2 separate regions of the Homo sapiens genome follow, and region 2 is linked to region 1. Evidence: chromatin loops called from intact Hi-C (ENCODE). Cell type or tissue: heart right ventricle. All regions are shown on one strand. Links, peaks and the distances in the headings refer to the core of each region. The heading gives the core; the rest is flanking DNA.

What was found. A loop is a pair of places that touch in the nucleus more often than their neighbours do. Peaks named below come from ENCODE experiments on the same cell type or tissue, not always from the same donor. Only the 100,000 strongest peaks of a DNase experiment are listed, where the experiment ranks them.
Region 2: a loop joins it to region 1, with 5 times the contacts of the local background. A loop is called at or near these places in 6 of 110 quality-filtered maps.

The regions. Positions count from the first base shown.
Region 1 is chr15:81,407,629-81,413,011 of GRCh38, forward strand. The region is part of intron 6 of TMC3-AS1 (TMC3 antisense RNA 1); the gene reads left to right. Among named protein-coding and RNA genes, the nearest start is that of TMC3, 36 kb to the left of the region's middle. In heart right ventricle, for the core only: a CTCF peak has its summit at 2,837 (motif pointing right); a DNase peak (open chromatin) is centred at 3,013.
Region 2 is chr15:82,137,059-82,142,441 of GRCh38, forward strand. It overlaps EFL1 (elongation factor like GTPase 1), which reads right to left. Exons shown (of 20, transcript NM_024580.6): 19 at 1,600-1,784. Among named protein-coding and RNA genes, the nearest start is that of LINC01583, 51 kb to the left of the region's middle. In heart right ventricle, for the core only: a CTCF peak has its summit at 2,919 (motif pointing left); no DNase peak of the experiment used is centred there.

The DNA of each region.
Region 1 (5,383 bases), core at 184-5,183:
CCTTCAGAGTTGGGCCCTCAGTCATGCCTGCCCAAGTGCGGGTGGTGGCACCTCAATCCCCGGCTAGACAGCTGCATAGGCAGCTAACTTGCTTCTGTCTGCCCTGTGTGTCTCTCTAAGCAAGAGAAAAGAGAGGAAAGAGACAAGAGGCTAGATGCAGGATAGGCAGGAGCTGTCCGGGAGCCTCCTGCTCTCCGTATCTCACATGGCAGGGTGAGCAGGATAAGTAGACACCGTGGGAGGGTGCCAGGCTTGGTAGCTTACTAAAGAAGGCTGTGGGCTGACCATGAAGTGCAAGGAGGGGGGCATCCCTTTGCGGGCAGGAGCTGGGGAGGGGCTTACCTAGGGGTGAAGCTGGAGTGACTCTGCCAAGCAAAGATAATGTGCGTGGTGAAGCCGCCTATAGAGTCTCCTAAGGAACAAACCCGTGTCTCCAAAATAGCCAGCCTCCTATACAGAGCGCGTCTGCCGAGAGAGAATGACATTACACCAGTTAAACAAAACACCTTTGCCCCTCTTCTGTAATTCCCTCTCTCCTTGTCCAAAGGTGGAAGCAAAAAGGAGAAGGGAAGGCGGACATAAGAGAACATAGATTACACTCAAGTCTCACCTGCTGCCTGGCTGGTTCTGGGGAGCAAGAGAGGGGATATGAGGTTGAGTGAGTGATTGAAGCTTAAAATGAACCGGACCAGAGTGTGCTTTTAAATATCGCTTGAGTAACTGAAAGTAAGCAAAAAGCTACGGGATTTGCCTAAAGCATCTTTAAGTGATGGAAAAGAGAGATGCAACTAATCAAGTTTGAAAGCAAAGATGAGAGAAAAACACCATTTTGTGTTGTGGCTTATTTAGTTTAGATGGTTCAATAAATTCAGTTACACCCATTTTGGAGTGCATTTCAGAAAATAGTCTATATCTTAAGTGGCTTGAATTTATCACTTAAGGATCATAATTTTTAATGTTAAGAATGTGATATTAGGATTTATTAAGATTCAGTTATGGGACAAACAGCTCGATTTTCAAGAGCTTCATTTTCTCCAGGCAATGATTTACCTTTCTCATCGAAGAGAGGATCTTATATTGGCTATGTTTTAAAGTCACATTAATAGGCTGTAACAGACTATGAAGAAATTCTTTTTAGATTCAAGGTAACTAGAGACCATTTGCCTCTCATCATAATGATCTACTAAACATTTATATAGCACTGACTATGTGCCAAGTACTGTCCAAGGTGCTTTGCTTATATTAACTCAATATATATAAAAAATTAAAATCCTCTGATATTGCTATATGTGAAAGTTCTTTACAAGCTATAAAATGCAGCATAATTATCAGAGGATATTACCGATATTATAAGAATAACAATTACTAAGATAACAAGAATGTTTCCTTGTTTCAGAAGTCAATTGGTGTTGATGGGAATTTAAGAAAAAAATGTCCAGTGCAGCATATTCTTTCATCACAACATACCCCATTCCTTCTCCAACAGGCAACCTCATGGAGACCATGGACCCCTCTGCCATCCCACCCATCTTTGAACCAATGCAAACTGTCTTCAGAACTCATGCCCTTACATAAACAGGCTCTACAGGCAGATCACCTGAGGTTGAAAGGTGAAGCCACCTGGACTTCTGGGTCCAGTAGAGACTTGGAGAACTTTTCTGTCTTACAAAAGGATTGTAAAATGCACCAATCAGCACTCTGTAGCTAGGATTGTAAAACGCACCAGTGTTCTGTAGCTAGCTAGAGGTTTGTAAAATGCACCAATCAGTGCTCTGTAGCTAGCCAGAGGTTCGTAAAATGCACCAATCAGTGCTCTGTAAAAACACACCAATCAGTGCTCCGTAGCTAGCTAGAGGTTTGTAAAATGAACCAATCAGCACTCTGTAAAATGGACCAATCAGTGCTCTGTAAAATGGACCAATCAGCACTCTGTAAAATGGACCAATCCACTCTGTAAAATGGACCAAATGGGAGGGGACAACTCAGGGAATAAAAGCTGGCCACCCCAGCCCTCAGCGGTAACCTGCTTAAGTCCCCTTCCAGGCTGTGGGAGGTTTGTTCTTTCGTTCTCCACAATAAATCTTGCTGCTGCTCAGTCTTGGGGTCCGCATCACCTGTAAGAGCTGTAACACTCACTGTGAAGGTCACGCTTCATTCCTGAAATCAGCGAGACCATGAACCCACTGGAAGGAACAAACTCCGGACACAAGGGCAGGAGTTTGAGACCAGCCTGACCAACAGGGCGAAACACTGTGTCTACCACAATTACAAAAATTAGCTGGGCTTGGTGGTACGCACCTGTAGTCCCAGCTACTTGGGAGGCTGAGACAGGAGAATTGCTTGAACCCTGGAAGCAGAGGATGTACTGAGCCAAGATTGTGCCACTGCACTATAGCCTGGGCGACAGAGACTCTGTCTCAATAAATAAATAAATAAATAAATAATATAAAAAAAAAACCTCTACAATATTTTCCTGCTGTCCTCCTAACACTTGAACTTGGGCTAATGCAATTTAAGCTTCAAGTCTCCCCAGTGTCAGTGAAGTGAAGCAATGAACAGTGCCTAATGAGCCCTTAAAATGTAGACCACCCATCTACATAGCGCCTTCTTTTCCACCCCTTTAAACAAATGATAGCTACTGCTGTTTGATTTTTACATTAAGAAGAACGTGTTGTCAAAAGTACCTAAATCATTTTCTCAGCTTGGTGCTTCACTTTCCCTTTAAGGATGCAGACTAAGGATCTTAATTTATGAGTTACCCACTCAAGCCTCTTTGCCACACACCTGGACCTGTTTGCAGAATTAAATTATTGGCTGTGAATCTAACATCAAACCTCCAGATGGCACCAGAGAACTGAGAAAAACAATTCCATTGCCAAGGAGCCTTTGTGTTGCTGACAAGAGAGGAGCAGGCTGAGAGAAAACGCCCTGTTTGTCACAAAGTTACATCTGCGAGCTCCTTCAAGGAAGGGAGGTGCCTGACGCTCCTTGTTAATGCCGGTTGCTGTTACAGACTTGCAATTGTGCAACTCTGTGATGTAAACAGGCAGGCTTTGTATTTTTGCAGTGCCCCTGGAGAGTGGAGAGGGTGGTTCTCTTGGCTGTCTCTGGAACAAATTTGGGTAAGTGCTCAAAGATGTGTTACTACAGAATGTACTTGTGAAGTTCTTGTTGCAGTGCAGTCAGATAAGCAAAGATATCTGCTAGAAAATAAAGAAAAAGCTACACAATTTTAGACTTTGTAGTTCATTGTCTTTTAAGACAGCAAGTCCTGCTATTGTCTGTCATAAAGCTACAGAAAAAGACCATATTGAAAACTGACGATAGCAGTTGATTATTTGTGAAAAGCCTGAGAGATGATTCAGTAAATACAAGGTGAATTTCATTGCATCTTCATGCAATCAGAGACTTGCATACACTTTTTATCCCCTAAACAGATGAACGAATGGCATGGGCCAGCTAGCAGGGAGTTGGCAGGATAAAGTTCTAACCAACAATTGCCACTTGCCTTCCTTTCTTCCATCAGCTTCTAGCTTACCTTTCAGAGACAGGTTCTATCAAAGGAAACCTAAAGGGAACCTTCCTCCCTGGCCCTGCCCCATCTAGCGTCCACAAGGATACTACACTCCAGTGAAGACTAGGGTGTATCCCAACTCCCCAAGAGCAGCATCAACAGCTATTAATCCTAAAAGTCTTGGTTTACTTCTGCAACATTGAGACACTTGCTGGGGCCAGAGCACAGGGGGCAAATGGGAACCTGAAATGCTCTTTTCCCAGCTTACTGCAGGACTCTTTGTCTCATCTGTTAGCCATATGTCACCCCATTAGAGAGATCTCTCCTGACCATCCCATCTAAAATTATTTCCAGTTACTCACTCTCTCATCCCTCTGCACTTATGTGAATAAAACAGTCTCATTTTATACTTGATTGTCTGCCTTCCCTCCCTACAGTTATTGTTGAAGCAGGCAGGAATTCCCTCTGTCTGGCTCCCACGGTATCCCCACCTTTTAGAAGAGTGTGTGGCATGTAGAAGGTTCAATATAGATTGAATAAAAGAATGAATGATGACAATAGGCTGATCCATTTCTCTATTTTCTTCTGGTTATGAAATTTGATTAAAAAATGAGATTTGGGATCAAAGCCATTACCAGAGAACATTATATTAACACAAATAATTGAATTATGCCTTAGGAAAAGACAGTGTATAACAGGGGATTATTGATAACTTAAAAGAGTATCTTTTCCGCAGTAATAAAAGAGTGGAACATTTTTAAATAAATGATGAAAAAGAGAACCCAAAGGCACAGGATCCTGCTGATAAACAATTGCACATAAGGGTGTACTATTTCTATGAGAGTAAGTATATCCCGGCTCAAAAAGAGCAGAATAAAATTGGTACAGTCTCAGGTTTATTCTGCTATTTAATTTACAGTTGCACAACCACATGGGACATCCACCAACTCACCAGTCCAGGAGGGAGAAAAACGCCTTGGATTCTTTCTATATTTATAGGCATGTATACTGCAAATTGCATTATCTCTAACAGACTGCCAGATGAGCTGGAAAAGATCATCTGTCAGCACATCCAGAAAGCTTTCTCAGACTTTCAGATTAGCTCAGGTTCCACTGTAATCTCACTATGTACTTCTTCATCAAATCGATTACCGTTGTAATTAAGTGATGAATTGGGTGATTTGTTACGTAGCCTCTTTCACCTCCATTGTGATGTACCCTTCAAGACAGAATGTGTCTGTTCCTGTCCAATGCTACATTCCTAGCCCTTGGGGAATGCCTGCTAAATCAAAACAATTAATTAAATATGTGTTGAATAAATAAATGGATAAATTGAGCATTTATTATGCTCCAAGCACAGTACTACATACATTCTTACACACATTGCTTTTTAAATTTCATCTCACACAACCCTATCTGATAGATACTAGTTTTATCCCCATTTTACAGATGAAAAAACTGAGGTCTTTAAAAAGATTAAGCAATATCATTGAACAAGAATTGAACAATAACATCTATAGCAAGTTGCCCATTTTAAATGATATTTTATTGGGGAATGTGAATTATTGTAGAAAAAGGAAGTCTTCGGCAAAGAAACACCTAGAAGCAAATTTCATCACTAGAGAGCATTGCTATCTACTGAAGTTCAAAACTACATATTTAGGCCCGGTATCCCCTTTTCGGTTTGTGCCAGACCAATTATCAATAATGCAGAGTTTACATTTTTCTCAAACATGAACGACTGGTTTGTTGAGTATGTTGAACTTGCCACTATCTAGTAAACAACTTTATTTTTCCCCTACCACTATCTTCACACCGTTTAGCCATGTTGCCTTTTTCCATCATTGGATGGAATCTTGGGCAGATTCC
Region 2 (5,383 bases), core at 113-5,112, 730 kb after region 1:
TGCTCTGGGCTAGCAACTTCACTTGCATCAATTTAGATGATATGAACTTGCTGAATTAAAATCAAATTTGCCCTGTCCAAAGTCAATTTTTCTGAAGTGCCACCCTTCTTTACTTCACTGATTCACTTGATTATAAATTTCATTTTAAAAAGAAAATTCTCCCTCAATTATTCTCATTTTCCATTCTCTTCTAAATTTAAACTCTTCTTAAAGTGTTCTGGAAAAATGGACCCATTAGGCTAAAGAAAGTGAGAAAGATAACAGCTTAGCATTGAAGCTAAATCATGAGTTCTGCTGAAATAGAGTTTAAGAAAAAAAAACCATGGATTATCTGTGTGAAGCCCTGTGCAATGAATGCCACACCGCTGAGAGCAAGCCAAAATGAATGTGGTGTAGACTCAGAGAACGAACCACAAGGAAACAATCTTCGCATCAGCAAGGGCTGGTCAGCCACAATGTCAGGAACTAGGTTAGATATTTGACCTAGGGGTGAAGAAAACTCAGGGAGGGTCCATGATTTGTCCAAATAAATAGAAGAATATTTGAAACCAGGACTCTCTGACTCCAAAGTCAATGGTTCTTCCATTACCTTACAAGCCTCCATGGTAAAAGGGAATAATGTGAAGTTATTTCAATTCCCTGTAAACAATAACAACAAAAACTGCTTTCTTAAAACAATCTTTCTACTTATATCCTTGAGTTTACAATTTGATTCCTGACCTTAGGCTTTTTCTTGAAAAGTAAATTGTTTTTTGCACATGCCCTGCAGTTTGTTTTTACCAGCCTTTTCTCATGCGGCACCTTCTGATTGAGTGTCCTTCTTCTTAGCTGGTTAATGTCTACTTTTCCTTTACAGATATGTTCAGGACAGCTGGTCTGACCTTATCTTTGCCACTTGTTATTCTTTTTTCTCTAACTTAACAATGTGTTCACAATCTTTCCTTCTCTCCTCCCTCAGCAATGTGGATCTGTTAAGTTTTCCTTTCTGATTACAGATAAGGTTTGCCTTTTCACCTACCTTTACCTACACTGACAATGAAGGGTTCTGAGTAGCCATTTCGTTCCATTCTCATTCCACAACACCTGAAAGCCACAGAAACCTTGAATCTCCATAATGGGGACTGAAGAATATACAGTACATAATAATTTAAAGCTACCCCTTGCAAGAAGTGTAACTGTTCCCCTCTAATTACTGGAGATATTTTTTTTTCCCCTAGAAGAAAATATTCTTAAAATTTCACATTCAAAAGGTCTGTGATTTTCTTTTAAAAATCTAAAATATATATTTGGATGAAAAAAGGATTAAATTTTCAGCATCTTAAATTTTATATTGAATAAAAAGGACAAATGAGAGAGAGAGAGAGAGAGTGTATGTGTGTGTGTGTGTGTGTGTGTGTGTGTTTATTATAAACCACAGATGATCTCAGGCTCATTCAATCTGGATGAAAAAGCCATTTGCTTTCTCCTGTCCATTTGACTGAGTTGAGCCATAGGAAGGCCAAATGGCATGATCTGTGTTGTTTGCTACTCTTGGCCTCCTCTGTAGGGAATGTATCCATAGATGAGAAGGAAGGAATGAATGGGAACTTGGATTTTTACCTCCCAATGGCTGAATACTAGTTGTGGGCTGGCCAGGCCACTTGTCCTCTTCCTGATTTCATCAGCAAAACCAAAGCTTTCAGCAACAGGCAGCACAGCCTTGATGATGAACATGTCTGTCCCTTCTTTCATTTCTTCTTGAAGTACCCGACCTTCTCTCTTTGACAAGACAGCATAGACTCGACCTGTAAAACCATAAATCTTTTAAAATCATGGATCAATCATATGGCTTGAGCCACACCAAGACATGATTACCCATATACTCTGTAACAATCCATAAATGATTAAATTTGTTCTCAATAATGTTGATTTACAAAAGCAAGGAACACTTTTTAAGTGTTTATTTAAAAAGCATGAGATTTATAGAAAAATTGGAAACAAAAAATAACAAAAAGTTAAATCACCCCAAACTACACTGCTCATAGACAAACTCCACAAAACAGCATGAGAAGAAGATTTGTAAAAGGACCTTTCAATGCAGTTTCACCTATAAGCTATCTTTGGGTCTGAAATCCAATGAGATGAGTGACTGGGCTTCATAAATATTAAAATATTTGAATAATTTTGAGACCTTATTGACATGGCAATGATAATTAAGATGGCATAGGCTATTTGGGCTTAGTAGGCAAGCAACTGGCATTTTTATACCAAAAATTAAAACCACACACATATATATTTGTTCATAGTTTTCTTAAACTGGTAATATTTAAGTGGTATGAGTATTAAGTGTTTTATTCCCCTGAAAACTGATAGGTTTGGAATCTTTAAGGTCTGGTAACAATTTCTAGTGCCACAGCACAAGAATTCCACTAGCAAATTCTCTTGGATGACTCTTTCAATTCATCTTTAGGCACAATTCTGCCTCACACTCAGGAGGGAAACATCTTCCCCTCTGACTGGTGTTCTGTATGAGTGTCTCTGGGTATGCAATGTATCCTTTCAACTAGTAAGGAGAACAGACCCTGCAAAGAATAGAGATACATTGAAAATCACAGACAATCATGAAGGACTTGCTGTAACCAGCAGATACTCTCTTTAAAGCCTTCTCTTTCACCTGCTGCCTAAAAAATAATTTTAGTTACATAAGTGATCTATTGCATATATTATCCTTAAACATTTACAACACTGCTGCTAAGCAGGGCTAAAGTATCCTTTGACCACCATTGAGTCCTGGACCCTTCTCTCCTAACTGCCAAGGTGATGAGTCTGGAGTGTCTGCTACCCACTTACCTTTATTTATTTATTTTTTAAACTAGAAACTGACGACACAAAGCCAAAATGTCTGACTTCCAAACTTTTCTCTCTGATTCAGATTTCCCCCTAGTGGCGGTTATTAGGAACGGAAATAGGAAACAAATGGCAGAAAATCTATTGTGTCACAACGCCTCAAGGAAAAAACCTAAACTAAAATCTCTGATGAGCCTTCACCATGTTTAGGTTTAGCTTAAAAACAAATTAACACTCCATTCGTAATGAAAGGCACCCCCTTTCCTCTTGTCTACTTCCCCAGCTAGCTACTACATTCTCTCCTTCCTTGCTTCCTCACATCTTAAACAGGTAGCTTCTCATTTCTTCACTATGTGCTCTTTCTTTAACATCTAGCTCTCCTGGTTGCTTCAGGAAACTGCTTCCTTGAAATTTCACAATAATTTTCATGTTCCTAACCTAAATGCTTTTTTCCCCCAATTTTCATTCTCTGTGATTTCTCTGTGGTATTTGAAGCTACTGATTAATGTCTACTCTGCCTACTGTCTCCAATCTTAGTATTATTCTCCTTACACTCCTGGCCTTCTGACCATCATTCTCTTTATTTCAGTATCTCCTGAACTTCTTCTTATGAGTATTCTTTGAGGCTTCATACTCTTTGAACAAACTCTCCACTCAGCGAGACAACTAATTTATAATTTGTGTGGTTTAAATTAACTAATTTTATGCTTGGGACTCCTAAGGCCATCTCTAAGCCAGGCCTCTCCTTGGATCTCCAATACCACTTTACAATGGATGCCAGGGCATCTCTGCTGTGGAAGCCAACTTCCTTTCAAATTTAACATGTCTAAGAATATATTATCTACTTCAAAAGGCAATTCCATTCTCCCCATTCCAACTATTTCCCCCGTCATTCATACCAGAAACCTCATAGTTACAGAATCACACAACAGTGGGGTAAAAGGAAACTTGAGGGTCAAGAAGTTCTACTAAAGTAGCTGTTTAAGCTCTCCTTGTATACTCTAAAACTCATTTTCTCCCAGGGTAGCCCATTCCATCTTTGGATAACTGTAACAGCTGACAATTCTTGAGTCCCAAATATGTTCCCCTGAAGTTTCTGACCATCAGTCCTAGTTTTTATCACATGGGACAAGTTTAATCCCTCTCCCACAAATTACCCTGTAAGCTACTCAAAGACAGCTGTCTCATGTTCACTTTTCCAGGCCAATCTTGCTGTGACTAGACCTGTATTTCCTGTTTTATCGTGGCCACTCTCCTACTTGAACTACTATGATTTATTTACATCCCTCTTGGTATTTGGTACCCGGAAATGAAAAACAATACTTCAAGTATAGTCTGAAAAGGTCCCAAAACAGCAGAATGATTATTATTTTCATTAGTGATCCCTTTTAGTTATATATTATTTGTCTGAGATATATAGAAAAGAAATCTTACCATAACACCTAACATGTGTGAACTAGTAATCTTTACTCCCCTATCTCATTCGCAGAAATGTTTTAAGGGCCAGGAGAGCGGTGGCTCACGCCTATAATCCCAGCACTCTGGGAGGCCAAGGCAGGCAGATCACTTGAGGTCAAGAGTTCAAGACCAGCCTGGCCAATATGGTCTCCACATCGCCACTAACACTACAAAAATTAGTTGGGCATGGTGCTGTGTGCCTATAATCCCAGCTACTCCAGAGGCTGAGGCAGGAGAATCGCTTGGAGGAGAACTTGGGAGGTGGAGATTGCAGTGAGCTGAGATCGTGCCACTGCACTCCAACCTGGGCAATAGAGTGAGACTCGGTCTCCAAAAAAAAAAACCAAAAAAAAAAAAACAAAAAAGAAACGTTTGAAGGTAGTTTATGGAAGTAAATACAAAACAATAAAACAATAGGGGCAAAAAAGAATGAGGAAAGTGGGGCAAACAGACCACGAATAAGGGGCCAGTGGGGACAAGCTGCCTGACTGCTGCTGCATGGGTCATGCCAGCAGGCTTAGATCAATAATTGTAATTGAAACTGAATATAGTTAACATGTAATTTTGATCCATTCAATTTTAATTCCATGAAAACTATATGTTGATACTGGGGCATAGTTATGGATCACCAAGCATAGGAAAATACTATTATAAAACCTTCCAAACACACTTGGTTCTCATGATAGGTGTGTTCAATGCTTGGATGCATTCAAAGACCCTAAATGTGCCATTGTCATCACTGAGAAATTAACACAGCCATATCAATAAGAATTTCTGATCATGTGGCTCTTGACTGCAAATACTTTCATACCCTTTCCACTGGATATCTGTTCCATCATGATCACTTGTTTGTTCAGTCACTTAAATAAAGATCAGAGTTGGTTGAGTACAGCGGCTCATCACTGTAATACTAGCACTTTGGGAGGCAGAGGTGGGAGGAACGCTTGAGACCAGCCTAGGTAACAAAACAAGACCCTGTCTCTAAAAAAATTTAAAAATTAGCCAGGTGTAGTGGTGTGCAACTGCAGTCCTAGCTACTTGGGGGACTAAGGCAGGAGGATCATCTGAGCTCAGGAGTTGGAGGCTGCAGTGGACTATG